3 separate regions of the Homo sapiens genome follow, and all the other regions are linked to region 3. Evidence: chromatin contacts called from ENCODE Hi-C or POLR2A ChIA-PET data. All regions are on one chromosome and are shown on one strand. Each heading gives the region's core, a stretch centred on a gene start or an enhancer-like site at or near the end of the contact. The rest is flanking DNA. Distances are from core to core; before and after follow the strand shown. Region 1 overlaps NEXN (nexilin F-actin binding protein). Region 2 overlaps FUBP1 (far upstream element binding protein 1). Region 3 overlaps MIGA1 (mitoguardin 1).

Evidence for each region. A loop is a pair of places that touch in the nucleus more often than their neighbours do. ChIA-PET counts read pairs that join two places held with the same protein, here RNA polymerase II (POLR2A). Pooled maps may share reads with other maps.
Region 1: a loop to region 3 is called in a pooled map, with 2.2 times the contacts of the local background. The contact joins two enhancer-like sites. A Hi-C loop is called at or near these places in 2 of 50 pooled maps. POLR2A ChIA-PET finds 5 or more read pairs at or near these places in 4 of 52 experiments (AG04449, OCI-LY7, Panc1 and 1 more).
Region 2: a pooled map shows a loop between it and region 3 (1.9-fold over the local background). The contact joins two enhancer-like sites. A Hi-C loop is called at or near these places in 2 of 168 maps with a recorded cell type or tissue (colonic mucosa and psoas muscle) and 2 of 50 pooled maps. POLR2A ChIA-PET finds 5 or more read pairs at or near these places in 5 of 52 experiments (OCI-LY7, activated CD4-positive, alpha-beta T cell, activated T-cell and 2 more).

What each region holds. Positions count from the first base shown.
Region 1 is chr1:77,925,461-77,928,576 of GRCh38, reverse strand. It overlaps NEXN (nexilin F-actin binding protein), which reads right to left. Exons shown (of 13, transcript NM_144573.4): 7 at 1,966-2,163; 8 at 1,685-1,861. Among named protein-coding and RNA genes, the nearest start is that of NEXN-AS1, 37 kb to the right of the region's middle. Within about 2 kb of position 1,821, at least 3 of the 41 ENCODE cell types and tissues checked have a DNase peak (open chromatin) inside an H3K27ac peak, as active enhancers do.
Region 2 is chr1:77,947,465-77,950,719 of GRCh38, reverse strand. It overlaps FUBP1 (far upstream element binding protein 1), which reads left to right. Exons shown (of 20, transcript NM_003902.5): 19 at 1,420-1,565; 20 at 1,946-3,255. The coding sequence ends at 1,954. Among named protein-coding and RNA genes, the nearest start is that of FUBP1, 30 kb to the left of the region's middle. Within about 2 kb of position 1,564, at least 5 of the 41 ENCODE cell types and tissues checked have a DNase peak (open chromatin) inside an H3K27ac peak, as active enhancers do; they include OCI-LY7, where a contact is called at or near this core.
Region 3 is chr1:77,823,903-77,826,832 of GRCh38, reverse strand. All of the region lies in intron 7 of MIGA1 (mitoguardin 1), which reads right to left. Among named protein-coding and RNA genes, the nearest start is that of MIGA1, 46 kb to the right of the region's middle. Within about 2 kb of position 1,317, at least 10 of the 41 ENCODE cell types and tissues checked have a DNase peak (open chromatin) inside an H3K27ac peak, as active enhancers do; they include OCI-LY7, where a contact is called at or near this core.

The sequences.
Region 1 (3,116 bases), core at 572-3,071, 100 kb before region 3:
TTATTATTAAATTTACTATAATATCAATTGAAATGTATTATTTATTTAACAATACTATTTCTTTATTAAGTTGACCACCAGAAATATCTAAAATGTGCAGATATTATGCAGCTATACCCGAGTAATAACATTTTCAAATAAATGTCTAGAAAATTAAATTTTTATATATATAATTCTTAGAACATCATTCAAGAAAGCTGATCAAGAAAGTTCTGTAACTTTAAAATTACAAATATTCCATTTTTAGATCCTTTTTTTTTTTTTTTGAGACAGGGTCTCACTCTGTCACCCAGGCTGGAGTCCAGTGGCTCATTCATAGTTCGCCGTAGCCTTGATTTCCCGGGCTCAAGCAATCCTCTCGCCTCAGCACCCGGGGAGCTTGGACTACAGGTCTGTGCCACCACACCTGGCTAATTTTTGTATTTGTTTTTGTAGAGACATGGTTTCCACATGTTGCTCAGGCTGGTCTCAAACTCCTGGGCTCAAGGGATCTGCCTGCCTCAGCCTTCCAAAGTGCTGAGATTACAGGCATGGCCACCATGCCTGGCGCATTTTTAAATCTTAAAACGAGGTTTGGAATCAGTGTTTTCTTATTTCAGTTTTACTTTCTGTTGATAAATCTATTAATACCATAGTAATAATTAACATTTTCAAAGAACTTAGTATATGTAACAAACACCATTTTAAGTGCTTCCTAGATATTAACTTGTTTAACCATTTAAGAAATAGGCATTGAAAAAAAATCCAAGTCATTGTGGAAGTTAAAAAAAAAAAGAAGTAGGCGCTTTCATTTTTACCATTTTAAAAATGAAGAAACTAAGAGAGATTTAATTAATTAACACAGCGAGAGATTAAAACAGTTGTCCATGGTTACACAGTTAGTAAATGGCTGATATCTGAATCTAGACAATCTGGCCCCACAATCCATGCTCTTAACCACACTACACACACACACACACACACACACACACACAGACACACACACACAGAGGCATGCACACAAATATGCACACACATACACTTAATAGGACAAACTGCATATTCCACCGTAAACTGTTATTTTGATATGTTCAAACAGTTGAAAAACTGGACTGCTGAGGACAAGTTTACACTTATAATCAGTCCCGCACCCATGTCATTAAGTACTTTGCAGATTGAACTAACAGATGAAGGAAACCAGGTTCATTGAGTAATTATTTTGCATATTTATACATTAATAACAATGTATAAAAATAAAAATTTAAAGCATATTGGGTAAAATGCCCCAGAGTGAAAACTGGAAAACAGTATGGATTTTTTTTTTTGAGACAGTCTCATTCTGTTACCCAGGCTGGAGTGCAATGGCGTGATCTCAGCTCACTGCAACCTCCATCGCCTAAGTTCAAGTGATTCTCGTGCCTTAGCCTCCCAAGCAGCTGGGATTACAGGGATTTCACAGTGTTGGCCAGGCTGGTTTCAAACTCCTGACCTCAGGTGATCTACCCACCTTGGCCTCCCAAAGTGCTGGGATTACAGCATGAGCCACCGTGCCTAGCCTAGATGTATTTTATATATGAAATATGAATACAATTAGAAAATCAGCCCTTCTATATGTAAAATCTCTTTGAATTTGTAGTAGTAAACCTTATCTTAAGTCGGCTAACTTCATTAATATTAATTGTAAGGTTTAAATATGTAGATTTACCATTTGCCGCCTTGCTTCTTCAAAAGCACGCTTCTCTTCTTCTAAACGTTTTCTTGCTTCCTCTTCAGCTTGCTTCTTTCGGTTTTCTTGTCTTTGTCGCTCCAGTTCTTCAAAAGTTAGTTTCAATTTTCCGGGAGAAAGTGATTCTTTTTTTGCTTCACTTTCTATTTCATCATCCTAAGAAAACGTTATGAAAACCCACCTTTTAGTCATAAAGGAAAATGCTGCTAACTTAAACTGCCTTGATTTGTTTCTTAGAAAACAAACAAACAAAAATTTACCATAACTAATGAAAGACACTTTGCTTCCTTGAGAGATGGTCGTTGTTCTTCATATCTTATTCTTTTATCTTCCTCGTACTTGATCCTTTCTTTCTCTTCACGTTCTTTTTCTAGATCCTCAAAATTCTTTTTCATTTTTCCAGATGTTTTATATGATTTGACAGGTACCACAGTTATAAGTAGTGAATCATCTCCTTCCTATTTTATAAAATAGATAATTAGCCTATTTCTTCTTAATCAAAATTGGGTTTCATGGGACTTTACCTCCATCATAGGTGAATTTCATTACACTGTCATCAATGTTATTATGAAGAACATTTTTTTACAGATTATTATTAAATATCTCCTACTCTAAATTCTTTGTGCATTATGAGTTAATCTTGCTGAAATCCATTGCTGACGAGGTTCAAGAAGCATTCTATTTCCTAGAAGATGGAGTTAATACAGCTGTTTGGATAACGAAACTGCAGTGACATTGCCTGAATTAAGCTATTTGTGCACTAATCCACAAAATGTGCATGTGAATATACTCTAAATCAATTTGATGGTGGATAGATTCAGTTTAAACAAAAAAAAGTTTCCTCATATGATTTTTCTCTCTATGCAAGCTTTTAAATACTTAATGAAACCAGTATTTAGTGAGAAAAAAACACAGTATTTCCAAGTGATTTATTAAACATTTATATATATTATAGATAAACTCTCTGGTATTTGATTGTATTAAAATATTTTAAAATTATTATTTAATTCATTTTAATTATATAATCTGTTGTTGCCTCTGACTTTTTTAAAAACTAAGAAGAGTGGTGAAATGAAACACATGGCCCTGAGATAAAATTGCTCCCAATTTATGGGCTGTAGTTTTGGGCACACCATCAAATTGAAAGATTTTTAACTTATTCTGTTAGATAAAAGGGATGACTAAAATTTTTGTGGTTGTTGAACATTTCTTCTTGGTAACAGATACTGCACTCTGTACTATTATATAAAAACCAAAACATAAACTCTCAGGAACTCTGAGGAAAGAAGACAAATGATGAAAATAAAATTGCCTTTTTATAAATGTTAGCGTTCAACAATCTCAGCTGTTAGTAACAGTTCAAAAAATACGTTGTCTTGGCAGAGTATCTCAAACTGAGACTAATAAGGCT
Region 2 (3,255 bases), core at 315-2,814, 120 kb before region 3:
TTTCACAAAGCCAAGCGAGTTACAAACGAAATAAAATAGTGCTTAAGTAAAGAAACTGAATAGGAGAACATATACTCTCTCTTCTCAATTTTTTATTTAGAAAATTATATACCTTCAGAAATTGGGGAAATAAGGCATCAGACACTCAGCTTCATCATTTTTTAAAAGTTTGCTGTATGCGCTTTATATGTATGTTTTTTGTGTATGAACCATTTCAAAGTAAGTTGCAGACAAGACAGTTTGCTCTAAATAAACTCAATGTCTGGGCACAGTGGTTGACGCCTGTAATCCCAGGACTTTGGGAGGCCAAGGCAGGTGGATCACTTGAGTCCAGGAGTTCAGGACCAGCCTGGACAACATGGCAAAACCCCATCTCTACAAAAAAAGAGAAAAATGTCAGCTAGGCATGGTGGGCCTGTAGTCCCAGCTACTCTAGAGGCTGAGGTGGGAGGATCACCTGAGCCCTGGGAGGTTGAGGCTGCAGTGAGCCATGATTGCACCGCTGCACTCCAGCCTGGGTGGCAGAGTGAGACCCTGTCTGAAAATAAATACCCTCAATATTATCACAAACATACAGACTATATTTAAATTTCCATAGTTGTCAGGAATATGTCTTTTGTCGTCTGTGTGTTTTGTTTAATTCAGAGTACATTCAAGATTCATGCGTTGCATTTCATTGCTATATTTCTTTAATCTCTTAATTCAGCAAAGTCACCTTATTTGGAAAAAGACCTGATTGTGAAAGCTGAGTTTTATGTGTTTTCATTGATCTTGTTCTTTATTCCTTGTCAGGTTACTTTTAATAACATTGTGTTGTAATTGGAATAAATTATTAATACTTTTAACATCTTATTATGTGTGTGTGTACATACACTTTATAGGTTACTAATCAGGAAAAAGTCTTGGCTAGGTCTTAATACAGTCTTTAAATCATTGCCTTTAAGTGGGCTTAAAGTTTTTCAAAAATGTTCTTTTTGTAATTCTGGAATCGAATTAAGATTATGCCTAAATCTTTACCTTCCTTAGCTAAAGCAGTGTGGATTTGGGGTTGATTCTGTTTTTTTACTAATAATGACGCTCTAGAACTAAAAGTTAACGATTAATTATAAGGCAAAAAGAAAAGAGCGTTCTTTTTTTTTTTCTAATTGCAGAGTAGTTTCCTGACACTACTAAATGAATATTTTAAATAAAACAGGAGTAATTCTGACCCTCTGTGCTTTTGTCTTATAACCTGTACTTACAGTGGATGTAATTTTATATTAAAGTTTAGGGGTTTTTTTTTTTGGTCAACAAGGGCAAACACAAGATTATTCAAAGGCTTGGGAGAAATATTACAAGAAGCAAGGTATTGTTTTTATTAGAAATGAGATGTTGGGCTTATAATTGTGGTTACAGCAACAAAGTTCTTTTTTTTCAAAGGTCAGGCAGTTCCTGCTCCGACTGGGGCTCCTCCAGGTGGTCAGCCAGATTATAGTGCAGCCTGGGCTGAGTATTATAGACAACAAGCAGCCTATTATGCCCAGACAAGTCCCCAGGGAATGCCACAGCATCCTCCAGCACCTCAGGTATAATGTAATTGCTAATTTGTTGATTTCTACTCCAGTCTGTTTTCTGCATGTTTACTGTTTGTCTGTTTGGGAGTGTTTGCCTTTTAAATTTTTATCTGGCAAAGTATAATAACTATTTAAATGAAGTACTACGGTGTATTGTTTGGGTTTTTTTGTTTTTTATAATGCTTTCCAGCATCTGAGTGGTGAATATTTCTGCAATGCCTTTGATTTTAAAAATAAATTTTCTTCCCCCAGGGATTTGCAAATCATGCAAGAAGCCACCACCATTTATATTAACCACTTTTTCTTTCTTAAAGGATTCACTCCTGAATTAGCTCCATTTCAAGGATTTTCTTTAACTTTTTGTGTATTTCTTATGTATCTCTTCTGCACAGGGCCAATAATAAGAAGTGGACAATACAGTATTTGCTTCATTGTGTGGGGGAAAAAAACCTTTGTTAAATATATGGATGCAGACGACTTGATGAAGATCTTAATTTTGTTTTTGGTTTAAAATAGTGTTTCCTTTTTTTTTTTTTTTTTTGAAAATGTACAAAATATCTATCACTACTGATAGGAGGTTAATATTTCTGTGTAGAAATGAAAATTGGTTTGTTTTTAGTATTTAGTGTAGATGTACACATTCCAGCAAATGTATTTGCAATTATGTGGTTGATGCTTTGTGATATAAATGTACTTTTTCAATGTATACTTTCACTTTTAAAATGCCTGTTTTGTGCTTTACAATAAATGATATGAAACCTCCTGTGTCGGTAAGTTGGATATGTGGGTATTTAAAGGATTCATAATTTCTTAGCAATGATAAATTAAGATACATATACACAAATATATAAGCTTTCCCCATGAAATATTGAGTTTTTAAACACTGGCATGTTTTTCCCCCCTTGCAGTATAGTGGTAGATTGGAGGATCTTTTCCATTTATTGTATTGGCTCTTTCAGCACAAGTAATCCTGATATCTTCATTTTTTTTCCTTCTGTTTGATTAAAAACTGCATGTGTGTACAATGATCTTTTGGCATACTTCCATTGCATTAACAGTGAAATTTCCTTTTATACATGACCACTGTTTCAGACCTGTACTGCTGCTATAACAGTTAACCTTTCTGTTCTTAATTTGATAATACTTGATTTCCAAGACTGTTTCGGCATAACTAATTTTAAACAGTTTTCAGATAGTGAATATGAGTAGTCTAATAAGAACAGTTTTTTTCCATGTGAAGCAACTCTTTCAATGTATATAATGTTAGTGTGTTTCTTTCTAAATTTAGGATAGAAAAGTGAATAGTGTGCAAAAAGTATAGCTACATTGCATCTGCCATTGAAACATAAATGGGGTATGGAAACGTTCAAGCTTTTTTTTTTTCTTTATGCAGTATAGATAAGCTTTGTTTTGTAAATGCACAAGTCCAATCATTGAATCAACTTAATTTTTTTATGTACTTGAAGTCATTTTATTACTCTTTAACACTCATGCTGAAGTTCTGATATTTTGTTGAAATCCATTGTTTTACTCTTTGCATATTTGTTGGCTCTTTGCATATTAATATATTAGACTACATGCAAATACAGTCTGTCTTGCCATTGTCTGTTGAAGTGCAGGTTTGATCCAGCCAGTATAGAACTAGCTCTGTAGGGGTGAGGAGGACTGTGCTGTGTATCATCCTTGATTGTGTTCCTTCAAG
Region 3 (2,930 bases), core at 68-2,567:
ACTCCATCTCAGAAAAAAAAAAAGGCTCTTTTTGTGTTCTTAATTTATTCAGAATCCAGACCTGGCATGGTGGCTCATGTCTGTAATCCCAGCACTTTGGGATGCCAAGGAAGAAGGACTGCCTGAGCCCAGGAGCTCGAGACCAGCCTGGCAACATAGTGAGATCCTGTCTCTACAAAAAATTAAAAAATTAGCTAGTCATGGTAGTTCACGCCTGTAGTCCCAGGTACTCAGGAAGCTGAAATGGGAGAATCACTTGGACCCAGGAAGTTGAGGCTGTGGTGAGCCATGATCGCACCATTGAATTCTAGCCCAAGCAACAGAGCAAGACCCTGTCTCAAATAATAATAATAATTAATAATAATAGGATATGCCAGCAAGAGGCAGTATATCCATTATCATTTTTTATTTTCCTCCTACGCATGACAAGGTCAGAGATGAGGGAAAATCAGTAATCTTAGCTACATCTAGAATAATTATTTTTTCAAACCCTTCAGATAATTTCTAACCCGGAAAAAGGTAGATTTATAAAAAGCACCTTTTTTTACTTTACCAAAAAATAAGTTTAAACATGGCTTACCTTGTTTCATTAAATACAAATTTATATTACTATGAGAAAAATCAAATTAATTCCCAGAAAAAAAGAATGTTGTCTGCAGAATTGACTAACAATATCATTGTAAAACAACTTATGAACATGTGACATCCTCCTATCTATAACTATGAAATTTTTAAACCAGCTTAGAACAGGCCTCTTTAAACTGCTAGACTATAATTATAATAATGAATAGATAAGTGTTTACCATGTGCCTATGCTAAATATGTTATGTAATCTCACTTAATCCTCACAGTTTTATGAAGTTGATCCTAATATACTCCTACACATTACAGATGAAAAAGCTGAGTCTAAGCAAAGTCAAGGCTTGCTTAATGTCTCGGCTAGCAAGAGGGGTAGAGCCAGGATTTGAACCCATGCTTGTTTGACTCCAAAGCCCATATTCTTAATTACTAAGTTATACTATGTATAATTGAAATCATATTGGAGGTTTTCGTTAAGCCTTCAGAAGTTACAAAAAAAAAGTTTATCAATTATAATTTAACAATCTCTGAAAATAGAAGCTACAAATAAACATAAACATAACACTTCCAGATACTTTTAGCTAGAAGAACTTGCACAATAATGGAAATTTACAGTAATGTTATTTCATGTCTTCTCTGCATAACTTCCACGTTCTTTCTCATTCTGAGTTACAGTACCAGGTGCATACAAAGCCTGCCAGCAAGTGTTGACTTATATTTAACTCCCAGTGCTACAAGTAGCAACACAGAATGGCACCTGAGTCACAGGCATCCAACATGTAGATAAAACGTGCTGCCCTCTAGTGATTTCAACATCTCACATTCAGCACTAAACGGTCTTATAAGTGAATAAGGAAAACGTTTTCATTTTTAGAGAACTAACTCAAATCTTCATTTCATTTGTTTGTGATTGCACAACTCCTATATTCCTATAAGAGAAACAGAACAGGGCCAGGCATCGTGGCTCATGCTGTAATCTCAGCACTTTGGGAGGCTGAGGCGGGCAGATCACTTGAGGCCAGAAGTTCGAGACCAGCCTGCCAACATGGTGAAACTCCGCCTCAACTAAAAATACAGAAATTAGCCAGGTGTGGTGGGGCACGACTGTAGTCCCCAGCGCACCTGCAGTCTCAGCTACTTGGGAGGCTGAGGCAAGAGAATCACTTGAACCCTGGAGGCGGAGGTTGCAGTGAGCCAAGATCATGCCACTGCACTCCAGGCTGGGCATCAGAGCAAGGCCCTATCTCAAAAAAAAAAAAAAAAAAAAAAAGAGGAATAGAACAAATAACTATTGTTTAAGCCTGTATTAAACTCTTGGTGCACTAGCACTTAGAAATGCATGCAATAATGACTCATTAATTCAGGATGGTTAAGGAAATGCAGCATGGAACATGGCAAACAATAAATTATAGAATATGGAGTGGGTTATATTTTATGGGTGGAATTCATTCCTTAAAACATAATTCAAACCCTGCCTAATGCAAAGCTATTTTCTTATCATAGGAAACATTGTAAAGATGGCTTGAAATACAACTACTGTGCTATATTTCTTTTTGCAGGCATACTTTTAAACCACAATAATTATAATAAAATCTGTGTTTATGCTTTTAAAACACAAAATATTACTAGTAAACCATTTTGTATCAGTATCACCTCCTTCCAAAATATCAAAAATATTTCCTATTTTAATTATTTTTAGAGACTGAGTCTCACTGTTTCTCAGGCTGAAGTACAATGGCCCAATCGTAACTCACTGAAGCCTCGAATGCCTAGGCTCAAGGGATTCTCCTGCCTCAGCCTCCTGACTAGCTAGAACTACATGCACACACCACCATTCCTGGCTTAAATTTTTTTATAGAGACGGGGATCTCGCTATGTTGTCCAGACTGGGTCTTGAACTCCTGGTCTCAAGCAACCCTCCTGCCTCAGCCTCCCAAGTGCTGGGATTACAGACAGGCATGAGCTACCACACCCAGCCTGTTTTCTATTTTAACACAGATGACAGCACAGCTTAGGAATGCATTTGAATGTTTGCAATTTTAGAGCCAGGTTGTCAGAAGTTTTTCATTTTAAAAATAAAAGTCCTCCTATTTTAATACTGCTCTTTTATTTTCTCAGCATTAGTTCTAATATTTCCAGCATGTTTGCTGCTAAATTAACAGAAATGTCAGATCTTCTTTTCAGTATTTATCATATTTAATGGCTTCTTGGATGGCAATGTTACGGAATAGAAAATAGATTTAAAATTTAACCAAAGTAAAAACAACAACACAACCAAATCACTTGCAGAAGTTCCCATGCGTATAAACAACAGTATGGTTTATAGGCTATTCACAAAGGATAGTTAATAT